Regions from separate parts of the Homo sapiens genome. Here region 1 is linked to region 2. Evidence: chromatin loops called from intact Hi-C (ENCODE). Cell type or tissue: heart right ventricle. All regions are shown on one strand.

Region 1 (8,000 bases), 210 kb before region 2:
GAGAAACTGCCAAAGATATACATCTCTCACCAACAATGCCTGCTCTTTATAAGATAAGGGGTGACTCAAGAATATTATCTGCTAAACTTTCTAAAAAGAAACAGTGGAGTTTGAAGCAGATATAGGTCACATCATTAACAATGAGGACACATCAGTACTCAGGCATGAGAGAGGAGACACCCTTTCCTCTCTGATCTTTGAGGTAGACCAATGAAATCATTCCCTTAGTGCTCTCTAACCTGAGGTGACCCTGGAAACAGGGCCCTTGCACAAAGGTGTCAGTGTATGAGCCCTACTAAAAATAAGGCAGCTATTCCTCATCCACTTACAGAAGAGTTTGGTACTCAGTTCTATTCAGAGGTAAAGACATTCAGCCAAGTCCTGAAGGAATTTCAGGCCAGAGGATGGACTGTGTACCAGCCCCACAGTGTCAGCGGCCTGCCATGAGGTGTTCTGAGAGTGGACCCAGTTTCTGAAACTGGGCTGCTGGGAAGTTTGCCATCTCCAAATGGTGCTATTATCCTGGGTGGATGGAACCAATTGAAGGAAAGAATTTTCAGGATAGAACCTGAGGAAGCACCTGTCAGTATAGAGCTGCTCACTGGATGCTGGGGCTGGGCAATTCTCATTAGGGCTCCAATAGGAGGCTCCATCAAACTCTTAGCCCCAGGCCTCACCTGGCCCTTAAGAGATCCCAACTTGTGTGACCACTGGTAACTTAAGTGACAGGATATTTTAACATCACATTGGATTAAGTTTCTGTGAAGGGTACAGCTGATTCTTTCAACATGTCCTTAGTATGTTGGATCAGACAGAGCTCCCACTGTCTAGATATGTATTCACCAGCCCAACACGACAAGAAACAAATTGGACATACTGCAGGAAGGCTATCATCTGGTCAGACTCAGTGGTTATCTTATAGAAATATAACCAGTCATAATCACAATCTTATATGGCAATGCCTGAGAGCATCCCCTGCTGCATCACATGAGGGATTTGTGGGAGCCACTAAGAGCTGCTGCACACATGCTCCAGGGTGGGGCAGCCTTCAGTGGGATGGGCTCCCTGAGGTGCTCAACTATGAGTCAACCTAAGAGCAACCTGTGGTCATATCAGATTCTGCACACCTTGGAGCACTCAGGGAAGATGCAGCTATGACCTAGATTATTAAAATAACTGCTTTAATTACTTATGTTCCTACTGCCTGTTCAATTGAAGAAAAGGCACAGTAACCAAAAGAAATGTTTACATTTCAGTCACTCAAACAGCTCGTTCCAAGGGGCTCCTCAGAACAGGGTGGAAAGTAGGACGTCAGGCACTTGGGTTCAAGGTGACCTCCGTGCCCATTACTTGTGGTTCAAACACCTGTGTCCTCATTCTCAGAGAAACCACAACCAATGGGAAAGAAAAGGCTGTCACCTGAAAGTTCTGCCACTTTAAGATAGTTTATATATCTTGAAGACAATTTTCAAGCAATAATCCCATGGCAGCATATTGAATACCCAGAGATTTTCGAGCTCAAGTGCGTGATTCTTGGGGCAACATCTGAGAAACCAGGCTTAAAGTAAACATTGTGCATGTAACAGCTGCCTGTGGACATGTCTAGAGAGAAATCAGAGCTAAAGTCTATCCCAAAGTAACCAGAGGGAGAAAATCTCACATAGACCATGAAAAAAACTCAGATGGAGAAGATCTGCTTATGGCAAATAAGCAGCAAGGATATCAGGAAGATGAGTTTAAGAATTCTGTATGCTGAGACCTTGAGGATTTGGCAGAATGAGGTCACACAAAGCCCAGACACCTGTTGTCAAACAAAAGCAAAATAGGCTTGGAATTCCTCACGGTGTTCATCATTGGTGTTGAAAATAACCTGGAACCAAGGTAAAACACTGCAGTGAATGCAGCAGGACCCCAGTTTCAAACACGTTTCACTCTCGTCTGATTCAGACTTGAGTGTTTCAAGGGAGATGTCACCCACCAAGCCAGCCTTCATTAGGATTCACAGGGCTAAATGCAAAGATAAAGACCATCCAAAGATGATGAATGTCAGAATTTTCAGCTATGGAACAGTCCTATTGCAATAGGACTGATGCCGTTCCTTTCTCACTAAAGGGCAACCCAAGTATATTAATTTATTTTCACGCTGCTGATAAAGACATACCTGAGACTGGTTAATTTATGAAGAAGAGGTTTAATAGACTCACAGTTCCACATGGCTGGGGAGGCTTCATAATCATGGCAGAAGGCAAGGAGGAACAAAGGCATGTCTTACATGGCAACAGGCAAGGGAAGAATGAGAGCCAAATGAAGGTAGAAACACCTTATAAAGCCACCAGATCTCATAAGAACTCACTATCATGAAAACAGTAAGAGGGAAACCAACGCCATGATTCAATCATCTCCACCCGGTTCCACCCTTGATATGTGGGGATTATTACAGTTCAAGATGAGATTTGGTTGGTGACACAGCCAAACCATATCATTCCACCCCGGCCCCTCCCAAATCTCATGTTCTCACTTTTCAAAACACAATCATGCCCTTCCAACGGTCCTCTAAAGCCTTAACTCATTCCAGCATTAACCCTGAAGTCCAAGTCCAAAGTCTCATCTGAAATGAGGCAAGTCCTTCCCACCCATGAGCCTATAAAATCAAAAGCAAGTTACTTCCTAGATACAGGCATTGGGTAAATACACCCATTCCAGATGGATGGGAGAAATTGGCCCAAACCAATAGGCTACAGATCCTATACAAGTCCAAAATTCAGTGGGACAGTCAAATCTTAAAGCTCTGAAGTGATCTCCTTTGACTCCATGTCTCACATCCAGGTCATGCTGATGCAAGAGGTGGGCTCCCATGGTCTTGGACATCTCTGCCCCTATGGCTTTGCAAGGTATAGCCCCTCCACCCATCCAAATCTGGTTTCATGGGCTGGCATCAAGTGTCTGACTTTTTTTTAGGGGCATGGTGCAAGCTGTTGGTGGATCTACTATTCCGGGGGGCTGGAGTACAGTGGCCCTCTTTCTCACAGCTCTACTAGGCAGTGCCCCAGTGAGGACTATGTGGGGGCTCCTGCTGCACATTTCCCTTCTGCATTGCCCTAGCCGAGGTTCCCCATGAGGGCTCTACCCCTGCAACAAACTTATGCCTGGACAGGTATTTCCATACATCCTCTGAAATCTAGGCAGAGGTTCTCAAACCTCAATTATTGACTTGTGTGCACCTGCAGGCTCAACACAATGTGTAAGTTGCCAAGGCTTGGGGCTTATACCCTTTGAAGCCATGGCCCAAACAGTACCTTGGCCCCTTTTAGCTAAGACTGGAGCAGCTGGGACACAGGGCACCAAGTCCTTAGGCTGCACACAGCAAGAGTCCCCTGAGACTGGCCCATGAAACCGTTTTTTCCTTCTCGACCTCCAGGCCTGAGATGTGAGAGGCTGCAGTGAAGACCTCTGACATGCCCAGGAGACATTTACCCCACTGTCTTGCTGATTAACATTTGGCTCTTTACTTATACAAATTTAAGCATGAATTTCTCCTTAGAAAATGGGTTCTTTTCTATCGCATCAGGCTGCAAAGTTTCTTTGTACTTTTATGCTGTGTTTCCCTTATAAAACTGAATGCTTTTAATAGCACCCAAAGTCATCTGTTGAATGCTTTGCTGCTTAGAAATTTCTTCCACTGGATACCCTAAATCATCTCCCTCAAGTTCAAAGTTCCACAAATCTCTGTGATAGCGGCAAAATGCTACCAGTTTCTTTGCTAAAACATAGCAAGAGTCACCTTTACTTCAGTTCCCAACAAGTTCCTCATCTCCATCTGAAACCACCTCAGCCTAGATTTCATTGTCAGCATTTTTGTCAAAGCTATCTGAGTTTTCAGGAGGTTCTAAACTTTCCCATATTTTCCTGCCTTCTGAGCCCTCCAAACTGTTCCAACCTCTGCCTGTTACCCAGTTCCAAAGTCACTTCCACATTTTAGGGTATCTTTATAGCAGTACCCCACTCTGCTGGTACCAATTTACTGTATCAGTCTGTTTTCACACTGCTGATAAAGACACACCCGAGACTGTGTAATTTACAAATTAAAAGAGGTTTAATGGGCTCAGAGTTCCACATGGCTGGGGAGGCCTCACAATCATGGCAGAAGACAAAAACCCCATCTTACATGGTGGCAGGCAAGAGAAGAATGAGAGCCAAAGGGCGAAACCCCTTATAACACCATCAGATTTCATGAGAACTTTCATGAGAACAGTATGGGGGAAACCAACCCCATGATACAATCATCTCCACCTGGTTCTGCCCTTGACATGTGAGGATTATTGCAATTCAAGGTGAGATTTGGATGGGGACATAGAGCCAAACCATATCACCCAGGAACATTGGGATCCCTCCGGGAAGTATGGACAAGTGTGAGAGACTGGAAATCTCAGTGTTATCCTCTAGACCCCCTTTTTCTGAGCACAGCAGTGGAAGACAGCACCATGCCTGTTGTCTCATCCCATCAGGACCCTTTCCCATGACTTCAAGGTCATTGTCCTAAGGCTTTCCCAAAATTATCCCAAGGCAGCTCAGCCTCAGGCACTAAGGGCCATCTCAGCTGTGCAGAGAGCAGATTAACCTTGATCAATGGGTTGTCAGTTTGAGAGTGAATCCCAGAACACCGTTTCCTAGGAGGCACATCCTGAGATGATTCTGAAATATTTCCTGTCAGCATTCCCGGTAAGACTGAACCACAACAGCCTAGAGGCAAGCAGCCCAACGCTCTGCCCATCTCCACTGCTTTCACTGCTCCATCCTCTGGGGCTCCAGGATCACTTCTTAAAACAAATCTTCCAAGCACAGGTCTCAGATTATGAGTTTAGTGAATTCAAACTAAGACGTCAGCATTTTCTTCCATACTTCAATTAGGACAAAGAATAAGCATTCTCTCATTTGATTGATATGAAAGTATCAAGTTATCTAAGTCAGGAATATAAAATGAGGCATACATTTTAAAGTCTCTATTTGAAGATAAAATTATGAGCGTTGTTCAATTTAAATCTCAGTTATTTGTGCTAATGCCTGAGAGACAACTGAGCAAACCTTTTCCAACAAGTAGATATAGGATATACATGTTGACTATGAAGAAAATGATTCTCTAATTTTCAACCTCCCACCAGAAGCACAGATGGACAAGGGCTCCTTGCTTCCTCTACACGAGAAAAACTTCCTGTTTTTCTAGACCAAAAAATAAGCAATCTTTAAATTATTGTGAAAAACTGCATTCCATTGAAACACTTTCAGATTTGAAACAAAGCTCAAGGTAGCACAGACACAGCCTCATTCATGATGACTCAAGTTCTCAAGACACTGTCCAATTCAGCTTCCTTATTCTAAGAATCACTAGCTGAACAAGGACTGAAGTGGAAACAAACTCCCTAAGGAGATACCTGTGAACACAACCAAAAACAGCCAATATTCCACACCACAAGGAGTCAAGAGAGAAAGTCACTGTGGCCCAAGAGAGACACAGTGTCCAGTATCACAGAGCAACAGTGAACAAGGAGCTGCGAAGCAGAGACAGGCAGTGTCCACCTTCAAGCCTTTATGCCCCCTGTGCAGTGCCTACTGTGATGTTGTATCATCCCTGACGTACTGTGCTGGAAACACAGGAGTGGGGCTTTGAAATGCTAAGACACTGAAATGTGTTCCAAATAGAGGTAGGAACCCAGAATAGGTCTGCACATACCCATTCCTTCATCTAAGAAAAACCCTATAAGGTTGTAAAACCTACACAATAGAGCAGAAGAAGGGTCTTTGGGACAACAGATTTTATAAAATAATGGCAAAATCCATAGGAAGTGGAATACATCTAGCCACACATCAACAGAAATAAGCTGCATCCTTGGGACATGCTTAAATACCAAATATATATATATATGTGTGTGTGTGTGTATATATATACATACACATACATATACACACACATGCATATATATACATGTATGTGTATATATACACTTGTATGTATACATGTATGTGTGTACACGTATATATGTGTATGTGTATATGTATATATGTATATACATATATATGTATATGTATATGTATGTACCCATGTGTGTACATGTGTGTATATATGTGTATATGTGTGTGTATATGTGTGTATGTGTGTGTATATGTGTATATGTGTATATATGTGTATGTGTATATATGTGTATATGTGTATATATATTATATACGTATATATATGTGTACATGTGTGTATGTGTGTATATATGTGTGTGTGTATGTGTATATATGTGTATATGTGTGTATATATGTGCATATATGTGTATATATGTGTGTGTGTATGTGTGTATGTGTGTGTATGTGTATGTGTGTGCATGTGTGTGTGTATATGTGTGTATGTGTATGTGTATGTATATGTGTATGTATGTGTGTATATATGTATATGTGTGTATGTGTGTATATGTGTGTATATGTATGTATGTGTGTATATGTGTACGTATGTGTATGTATGTGTACGTATGTGCACGCATGTGTACATATGAGTGTATATATAAATATATGGGGGTGTGTGTGTATATATATATATATATATATATATATATGCAGAGCCTTGGGCTGCTTGCCTCTAGGCTGTTGTGGTTCAGTCTTACTGGGAATGCCGACAGGAAATATTTCAGAATCATCTCAGGATATACATATATACACATATATACACATATATACACATATATACACATACATATATACATATATACACATATATACACACACATACACATACACACACATACACATACACACACATATATATACACACATATACACATATATACATACATACATACATATACATATATATATATATATGGGGATTATTACAATTCAAGATGAGATTTGGGTGAGGACAGGGTCAAACCATATAATTCTTCCCCTCTGTATTATACTTCTCTGAAGCACAGGCTTTTAACGATATAGGAATTTCCTGTCACATCATTCCAGGTCCCCACTTGGATAATCAAGACCACACATTTTCCATTTGCAGTATTTCAAAATATCCAGCTGACATTTGCAGTTTGCATGACAGGTGTAAGTTTTAAAGAGTATGATCTTTGAGTACTATCCCTTCATGGAAAGAAGGCTGTGTCATTTTACAGGTAACATGCCTACCACTACTGCAAGATTTGATGTAAAGGAAAACTTTTCCGTAACTGTTTTTCTGACTAAAGCATCAGCAGTTATGAAGCATCAACTAGGAAAGCTTTACGATCTCCAGCCCTCAACATCCATAGATCTTGACATTAGTATTAACGAGCCTCTACCACAGCTAAAACATCTACAATCAAAACCTTGATCTTCCACTGTAGATGATCCTTGTGACATCTGTGAGCAGCTCTACTTTAACCTGGTGTGAGACTAGTCATCTGTCTCAACTAAGGAAAAGTTCCAAGAACAAGCAGACTACTAACCAGGAAATTAAAACATGCAATTTTCCATATAATATTTAGTGGAGGGTCCTTTTAAGATTGTAGTAAGGTCACCAAGGATACCTTCAATGCTAGTTAGCAGGTAGTGTAAAAACAGGTAAGGAAAGGTAGCTTTATCCATACAACAAGGAAAAATGACATTTATCATTAGTGCTAACTTGCCATTGGATAAATTTTTTTTTTCCCCCCTGAGACAGAGTCTCACTCTGTCACCCAGGCTGGAGTGCAGTGGCATGATCTTGGCTCACTGCAAGCTCCGCCTCCCAGGTTCACGCCATGCTCCTGCCTCAGCCTCCCGAGCAGCTGGGACTACAGGTGCCCGCCACCATGCCCAACTAATTTTTGTTTGTATTTTTAGTAGAGACGGGGTTTCACCATGTTAGCCAGGATGGTCTCAATCTCCTGACCTCGTTATCTGCCCACCTCGGCCTCCCAAAGCCACTGGATCAATGTTTAAGTTTCCAATGAAATGCCCTTCAGCTCCAATGGGGGTGTTATATTCCACTATACCCCTTTTTATTTTTA
Region 2 (8,000 bases):
CTTGTGGTTTTCATCTTTTGGAGTTCCATGTCACATGACAGTGAACTACCATATATTTGATTTAGCATAGCCATCATGCAACATTATGGTATCTTTGCTAGTAACCACCACTTCTGACATTGAGTGGAGGCTTACCGCCATTCTGGAAAATCCATTCTTTCAAATCCTCCTCATTGAGGTTCCAAGTTCAGTTTGGCTTATTCATGGTAAGGCCAGGAATACACATTGTCTTGTCCTCAGGCGGTATTAACTCTACTGGTCTGTCCTAATGTCATAGGCTGAAGTCTTGGTTTTGCTGGCATCTCACAGGAGATCTCGCTGGGCCACTTTATTATTGGCATAAGTCAGACCCATCAGGAAGCAGCCAGTGCTCTGGAGCATACCCAAGTGCCAGAGGGAGGGGAAAGCCTACCAAGACTCAGGGGTCTATCCACAATGCTTAAGTATCTAGGGCATGCAGGGACATCACTTCCAACTTTCAAATTCAAGGACAGTTCCTTGGATTATCTCCTACCATAAACAGTGTACTTTCAAAATAGGAGTTTGTGAATTTGATACAGCGTATCACACTTAACTACTGTAAGCCATTTTTAGTGGGCTCCAACAGGTATAAGTTTTGAAGAGGCCTCATCAGATGAGGGCCCTGCAGCTAATCTTGGCCTTCTAAAATGTTGCCTTGCCTCTCATATTAGATCCATGGTAGGAGGTGGTCATGGGAGGCATCTGGGGGATACTTTAGTAAAAATACTACAGACCATTAAGATTCTAGCCTAAGTCTGCCAGTAGAAGGCTGATTACCCTTCAGGTCAGCTTCAACCATGTTACTGAGCCTTGGAGACTGAGCTCTTGGCCATGAGACAGCTAGTAACTTTTAGAACTTCCTAGCCTGATCTGGGTGTTGTGAGACCCATAGAGGCAGAAGCTCCATGGGCACAACAAGGTTGTGAGGGAAATAAACATAGAACTACATTTAAATCACAAAACTAGGTGGCTCAGACTCCCATCATCCTCAAGCTCTGTAGTACCTGCATCTGTCAGCTCATACCTGTAGCCTCAAGGGGAGATCTCTATGACCAACTGGCAAAGGGTAAAGTTCTGGTTTATGGATGATTGACTCAATATGTGATAGCCGAGTATAAACTGTTGTGACACTAAAGCTTCTCTGAGGGCACCCTAAGTCGTCATTGGGGAAAAAATCCTCTCATTTGGCAGAAGTTCAATCAATAAACTTGATCATCTCTTACGGGATAAGGGATTTGAGGATAATTGGTCCCATATATTGGAAAATGGACTGACTGGTCAGACCCCGGAAGATGATTACATAGAAGAGATCTGGAACACTCATATGTGGAGGGGCCTATGGGAATGGTCCAATTCAGACTCTTGAGCAGTAAGAAGCCCATGCCAAGACACGCACAGTGAAGACATAAGGGTATGGACCTGCCAATTGCATCCCAAGACTCGGTGGTGAAGAGGATTCTTCAACGTGGAAAGGAGAACAATTAAATCCCAGGCCCTAGGGGCTACCTTGAAGGGATTTTTTCTGGGAGAGTTCACCTCTGTGAAGGCATTGCTCAGCTTCAGATTGTCTGTTCTCCAACCTTTCAAAGATCATGGAGAAAACACACAGGCATCTAGTACTCCACACATGAAGGTGCCATGAGAGAACTACCCCCAAGACAGCTGATGGTTTCTTGAAACCTAGTTAGGTATTCAAGTGGTCAATTCTGCTTTCCAGGGAGAAGTGTCTAGATGTTGATCACAGCCCTTCAGGGGTTGAAGGGAATTGCTATGGGCACCTAGCAGAAAAGGTAAATTGTGCTGCTTAAAGTCCTACAGTGCACAGGACAGCCCCCAATGAAAAATTACACAGGAGCATCCAATTAAAAGTTTCTGATCTAGTTGATAGGTGGATATCAGATATACATGTAATTTGAGGACTTTGGAGGATTCTGGGAGCATAGGTAGTGTGTTAAGTATTTCAGATTCAGGTTGAAGCATGCAGATGCCTCACTATGACTGTTGAAGCTTGTTTTCTGGAGCTGAGAACTGGTCCACCTTCTACCTGTTCCCTAACACCTGGCCCTTTTGCTACGCATTTACCTTAGTGTCTATATACAGACCTTTATAAGCAACAATGAGTTTGGGTGTTAACATCTCCTACTATGGACACTGGTACAGTGATCACATAGGGACATCTTGCAAGCTGTGATTGGAGGACCAACCTTCCCATCACTTTCCACTGGGGCCAGACCTCAAGTGTTGGGTCCTGGATGACTCAGATCCAGGATCTAAAGTAGTATGACTTGGGTGAGGAATGCTTCCCACATCCAGTGGAAATTCAGGTGCCCCCTCTGAGAATGCACCTCATTTTAGTCAGGGGAGCAGCCTTCCTCTATCTTAAGTCTCCCCTGCACACAAGGCAGTATGAACAACACAACCACTGCAGAAAGTTCCAAGGCCTTTTCTGGCAGTGTCAGTGCGCAGTGAAAGAACTAGACTTGAGCCACACATTTCATGAAACAGGGTAAACTACCAAAGGTCTACTAGGTGCAGAGACTGGGGTCCATCCATCTCCCTCATGTTCACCAAGGCTGTCAGTTCAGTGCGTATCCCAGCAGAAAACGATCCTACGTGCATCACTCAGACACAGTGGTATACGGAAACGTGTGTTTCAGTCTGGTTTTGGATGAGATGGATCTCTGGCTACATTATAGCCCAAGCTCTAAGGGCCAAGAATTCAGACTTAAAGGTTCCATTCTGATGGCTATGTCATTGTATCTTCCGATACCCTCTAACCAGATTCTTCATACCAATGATTCCTGAGGCCTTATGACAGCCGAGAAGTTTATGAATGATTTCAAAACATTGAGTGAAAGAACAAACTGGAAGTTTTACTTATAACAGATAGCCAAGTGGGCAATCCAAGGTCACAGTTGTCTGAAAAGCCGAGTAAGACATTGACATGGATCAAAGTTGTCTAGGATCCTCAGAGCAGAGGAAGGTACAAAGGGTAGCTCAGGCACTATTGTACCTCCTGCCCCAATGCTTGCTTGCCCCAGAAGACACCCCAGAGCCCAGAGGTTCCCATCACATGCTTCTCAGCAAAAGATGACTCTTGGGACCCAGCCACCTGGTGATGGCGCATCACCTTCAAGTGTGCTTCTAGCATTGTATGATTAGCTCTGCAGCTCAACATGGCTGGGATCCATGAGCTCAGCCACTGAGCTGAGGTCAGGCCTAAGTCTTAGTCCCTGAAGGGCCTTAAGTGTGGAGAGGTTATGATACCAGTTCTTTATTTTTAATACAGGAAAAGCTGTACAAATTCTTCCATTAAGGGACATGACATAAAGGCATAAGGGAACCAAAGAAGCCAATAACATACTAATTCCCTCCAAGTATTTCACAAGCACAGACGCACCTCTGGGTCTATAGTAACTGACACTAACCAGCTGTGGCTATGACACCTGTCAGCCATAAGGTCTCACACCACATTACCCATCTCAGACGAGATTCACAGAGAACTTTGTGTTTCCAGTCTAGGTCTTATTGTATAGATTGTTCTTTGGGGTTAAGTAGCTACCTGGACACCACTAAGCGAGAGGCCTAGGACTTCTCCCACAAAAAGCACATAACTTTACTACACTTCAGTTTAAGTCATAGGCAAAGACGGGTAACAGGTATGAAGTTGAAGGACTTAGATAACAAGGGAAGAGTCATGATTCCCTAACAAACCATTTTATGACCAAGAAAAAAATCCCTCTCCTGGACTATGCATAACATTCAGTTCATTGTGACAGCTTTCTATGAAGTTGAGATCTAAATTGGTCATAAGACACTTTCATGGTACATGGTAGAGCCTGATCCATTACTGAGACCATATATCAGCTGAGGGCCCTCTCGAGTCTGGAAAAAGCCTGCCAAAAATCTACTCCCAGAATAGAGCTCTCAAGTCCATCTGGCAACAGCCCAGATCTGCCAGCACCTTGGCAGGACTTCTCACCCAGCCATACTAATCTCACACTGGCCCCTGTGCTGTCTGGTGCTGGTAGCAAGCCCTAACCCTGTCAAACAGGCCTTAAAGAAACACCACAAACAGGATTTCTGCAGCAACATGACACGATCATGATGGCTATCACACACACTGCTAGAGGTTTACTGGAGCAGGGGGCTAGGAAAACCTGGCCTGCCCAGAGAGGGAAAACTGGTCAAACCACTAACAATAGCAGGAGCTGCCTGTGCCTTAATATGCTTTTGCTGCAGATGATCAAGCCAGCACCTGTTTCTTTGCTCCTTGCTAAGAATGCTTTGTTTCCCCTAAGGAATGCTTTTAGCTTATCTATAAAAACTATGCTTATCACTGACTTTGTCAAATGTGTGGGCCAGTCTCTGTTCATGGCTCTTAGCTCTCAAGGCTGTCAGCCCCCCGATTTCCACTTTATACCCTAATTCCTGAGTCGAATTCCTCTAGCACCATTGGTTTAGGGTCTCCACAACCGAGCTGGTCTTGGCAAGCAGTGCCCAATGGGGGGGCTCGAATTCCAGTCGAAAGGTCACTGGAGCAACGGCTGGAGTACGTGGAACTACACTGGAGCACACCCGAGTACTCTTTAAGCAATCCCTGTGGGTAAGAAGGGGAGCTCAGAAGCATCAGGATAACAATGGGACAAGGGGTGAGCAGACATGAGGCTTGAGTCTGCTTTGGCATCTCAAAAGGAGGAGTGAAGGGTAGCACCAGATGACTTATGCAGCTTTTTAGTGTGGTAGAGAAATATTGCCCCTGGTTTCTGGACCAAGGAACTCTGAATGTAGAGGTCTGGGAAAAGGTAGGCAGTGCACTGAAAAAGGCATATAAGGATGGTGCTGAGGATATTCCTGTAAACTAGTCAGTGTGGGCTCTGGTTCATTCCACCTTGGAACCTTTCCACACAGATGAGAAAAAAAAGTCAGGAAGGAGAGTACAATGAAGTAACCGAAGATGACAGAGCAAGTTTGCTTGCCAGCTAAAGCGGCAGAGGGAGATGTTTATCCCTAACCCTCTACACCTCCCCACCCATTTTGAAGAAAGTGGCCTGACCCCCTCCGGATCTCTTCTGGAGGACACTGGGTGAAAAGTAGTTGCCCCTGTGACTGAGCAGCGCCTCAAGTGACCGCTCTCAGTTACATTCAGGCAGGAATCCAGCAAGCTAGATGAGAGGGTGATATGGATGCTTGGCAGTTGCCATGACAATACAACCACCTGATCAACGGGAATATTATGGTTACATGTGAGCCTCTTCCTTTTAAGTTAAAGAATTTAAACAAGCTATTAATCAGTATGGACCAGGTTTTCCTTTTGTAATAAGACTGTTAAATGTTCTCGTCTCCAGTCAGGTGATCCCTACTGACTGGGAGGCTCTTACTCGAGCTTGTCTGACTCATGTTCAATTCTTACAGCTTAAAACTTGGTGGGCAGAGGAAGCTTCCATTCAGGCTGCTCACACTGCCCAGGCCCAACCTCAAATTTATGTAACTGCAGGCCAACTTTTGGGGATTAGCGGCTGGGCTGGTTTAGATGTGCAAGTGGTCATGCAGGATGATGCCATAGAGCACCTTAGGAGTACGTATTAGAGCTGGGGAAAATCACTTCAGAATACCCATCTTTTAGTGCTGTGAGACAAGGACCAAAAGAACCATATGTAGATTTTATAGCCAGGTTACAGGAGTCTCTTAAAAAGGCGATTGCAGATTCTGCTGCTCAGGATATGGTGTTGCAGTTATTGCTTTTGACAATGCCAATCCTGAGTGCCAAGTTGCTCTGCCACTTATTAAAGGAAAAGCACATTTGGTCGAGTATATTAAAGCTTGTGATAGTATCAGAGGTAATCTGCATAAAGTTATCCTGCTAGCCCAAGGCAATGGCAGGACTGAAAGTGGGTAAAGGAAATATTCATTTCCTGGAGCTTGTTTTAACTGTGGGAAGCATGGTAATACTAAAAAAGAATGCAGGGGAAAAAAAAAAATCAGCAAGTCAGGCTCCCAGTTGGGGGGGCAAACAACTGCTGAGCCTGGAATATGTCCAAAATGCAAAAAAGGAAAACACTGGGCTAATCAGCGTCACTAAGTCTGATAAAGATGAGAACCCAATTTCGGGAAGTGCCATGAGGGTCCGTCCCAGGCTCCGTTCCAAACCGGGTCATTCCTGGCTCAGGCCACTCTCTCACCCCTGTACAATGCCTGTCCCCTGCCACAGCCAGTACCCGCCAGAGTTATGCTGCACTAAAGCTGCGAGCCTTCTGCCTGGGGAACCCCCGCAAAAGGTGTCAACAGGAGCGGACCCCTGCCTGCGGGGACAGCAGAATTACTTCTAGGTAGGTCTAGTTTAAGTTTAAAAGGAATACAAGTACAAACAGGAGTCAGATTACAATGGAGAAATTCAAGTTATTGTATCTACTTCTGTTCCCTGGAAAGCAGAGCCAGGAGAGCGTATAGCACGGCTTAGTAAATGACACTACAATAGTGCCACAGAAACTAACCATACGTTGGAATTGAAGACATTGACTTTCAAAAATTACTAGGAGACATTAATTGGATATGACCTGCTCTAGGCATTCCTACCTGTGCCATGAGTAGCCTGTTTTCTATCGTTAGAGGAGGATCCTAGTCTCGCTAGCCCTTGGCAATTACAGGAGGCTGAGACAGAGTTACAGCTAATTGAGAAGCAAATACATAAAGATCAAACGGAATAGATCAAAAAAAGACTTTAGATTTTTCCAACTCAGCATTCACCTACTGGTGTTATTGTCCAAGACCAAGACTTAGAATGGCTTTTTCTTCCACATACTAATTCGCAGTCCTTAACTCCTTATTTGGATCAAACTGCTACTGATAGGAAATGGGAGAACTTGAATTGTTAAATTGCATGGATATGACCTTGGAAAAATTGTCCCTCTTACAAAGGCACAAATACAACAGGCCTTTATAAATAGTCTTACTTGGTAAACCCATTTAGCTGATTTTGTAGGTGTTCCTGATCACTTTGAAAATTATTTCAATTTTTAAAATTGGATTCTCCCTAGAACAATTTAAACCAATTGAAGGTGCTAAATATATTTTTACAGATGGGTCTAGTAATGGTAAAGCTTCTCATTCTGGATTAAAAAATTTTCAGACACCCTATACTTCAGCTCAAAAAGCAGAGCTTGTAGCTGTAATTGAGGTGCTGAGTGCTTGAGATGCCTGTCAATGTAATTTCTAATTGTTCATATGTGGTTCACTCCACCCAATTGAAAATGCTAAGTTACACAATTTCATACAGATGAACAACTGATTACTTTATTCACCCAACTGCAAACGGCAGTTAGGAATAGAATGCACCCTTTTTACATTACTCAATTAGAGCTCATACACTTCCCTTCCAGGACCTTTGACCACAGGCAATCAAATGACTTATCGCCTAGTTGCTACTGCATTATCTAATACTATACACTTTCACAATTTAACCCTTAATGCCTCTGGTCTCAAATGCAGATACAGCATTACCTGGAAAGAAGCTAAAGCTATCATCCAGCAATGCGCAACTTGCCAAATGGTGCATTCCTCATCTTTTACAGGAGTTAATCCTCGAGGATTGGAACCTAATTCTCTTTGGCCAATGGCTGTCATATATGTTCCCAACTTTTGGGAGACTAGCTTACGTGCATGTATATGTAGACACATTTTCTCACTTTAAGCTACCTGTCAAAACAGGAGAATCTTCTGCCTGTATTAAGTGGCATCTTTTACAAGGCTTCACACAATCATAGGCATTCCAACTTCAGTTAAAACAGATAATGCCCCAGGCTATACTAGCCAAGCTCTAGCTACATTTTTCTCTATATGGAATATTAAACACATTACTGGCATCCCATAATTCATAAGGACAAGCCATTGTAGAATCAATCTCTCCCTAAAACAGCAATTACAAAAACAAAGTGTGGGGTTGCGGGTAACAGTGACTATGGAACTCCAAGTATACAATT

Evidence for each region. A loop is a pair of places that touch in the nucleus more often than their neighbours do. Peaks named below come from ENCODE experiments on the same cell type or tissue, not always from the same donor. Only the 100,000 strongest peaks of a DNase experiment are listed, where the experiment ranks them.
Region 1: it touches region 2 in a loop (2.6-fold over the local background); 6 of 110 quality-filtered maps call a loop at or near these places.

What each region holds. Positions count from the first base shown.
Region 1 is chr4:10,378,223-10,386,222 of GRCh38, reverse strand. No RefSeq gene overlaps it. Among named protein-coding and RNA genes, the nearest start is that of ZNF518B, 75 kb to the left of the region's middle. In heart right ventricle, no CTCF peak of the experiment used is centred here; no DNase peak of the experiment used is centred here.
Region 2 is chr4:10,170,640-10,178,639 of GRCh38, reverse strand. No RefSeq gene overlaps it. Among named protein-coding and RNA genes, the nearest start is that of WDR1, 58 kb to the right of the region's middle. In heart right ventricle, a CTCF peak has its summit at 5,167; DNase peaks (open chromatin) are centred at 3,979 and 5,113; H3K27ac peaks cover 2,685 bases.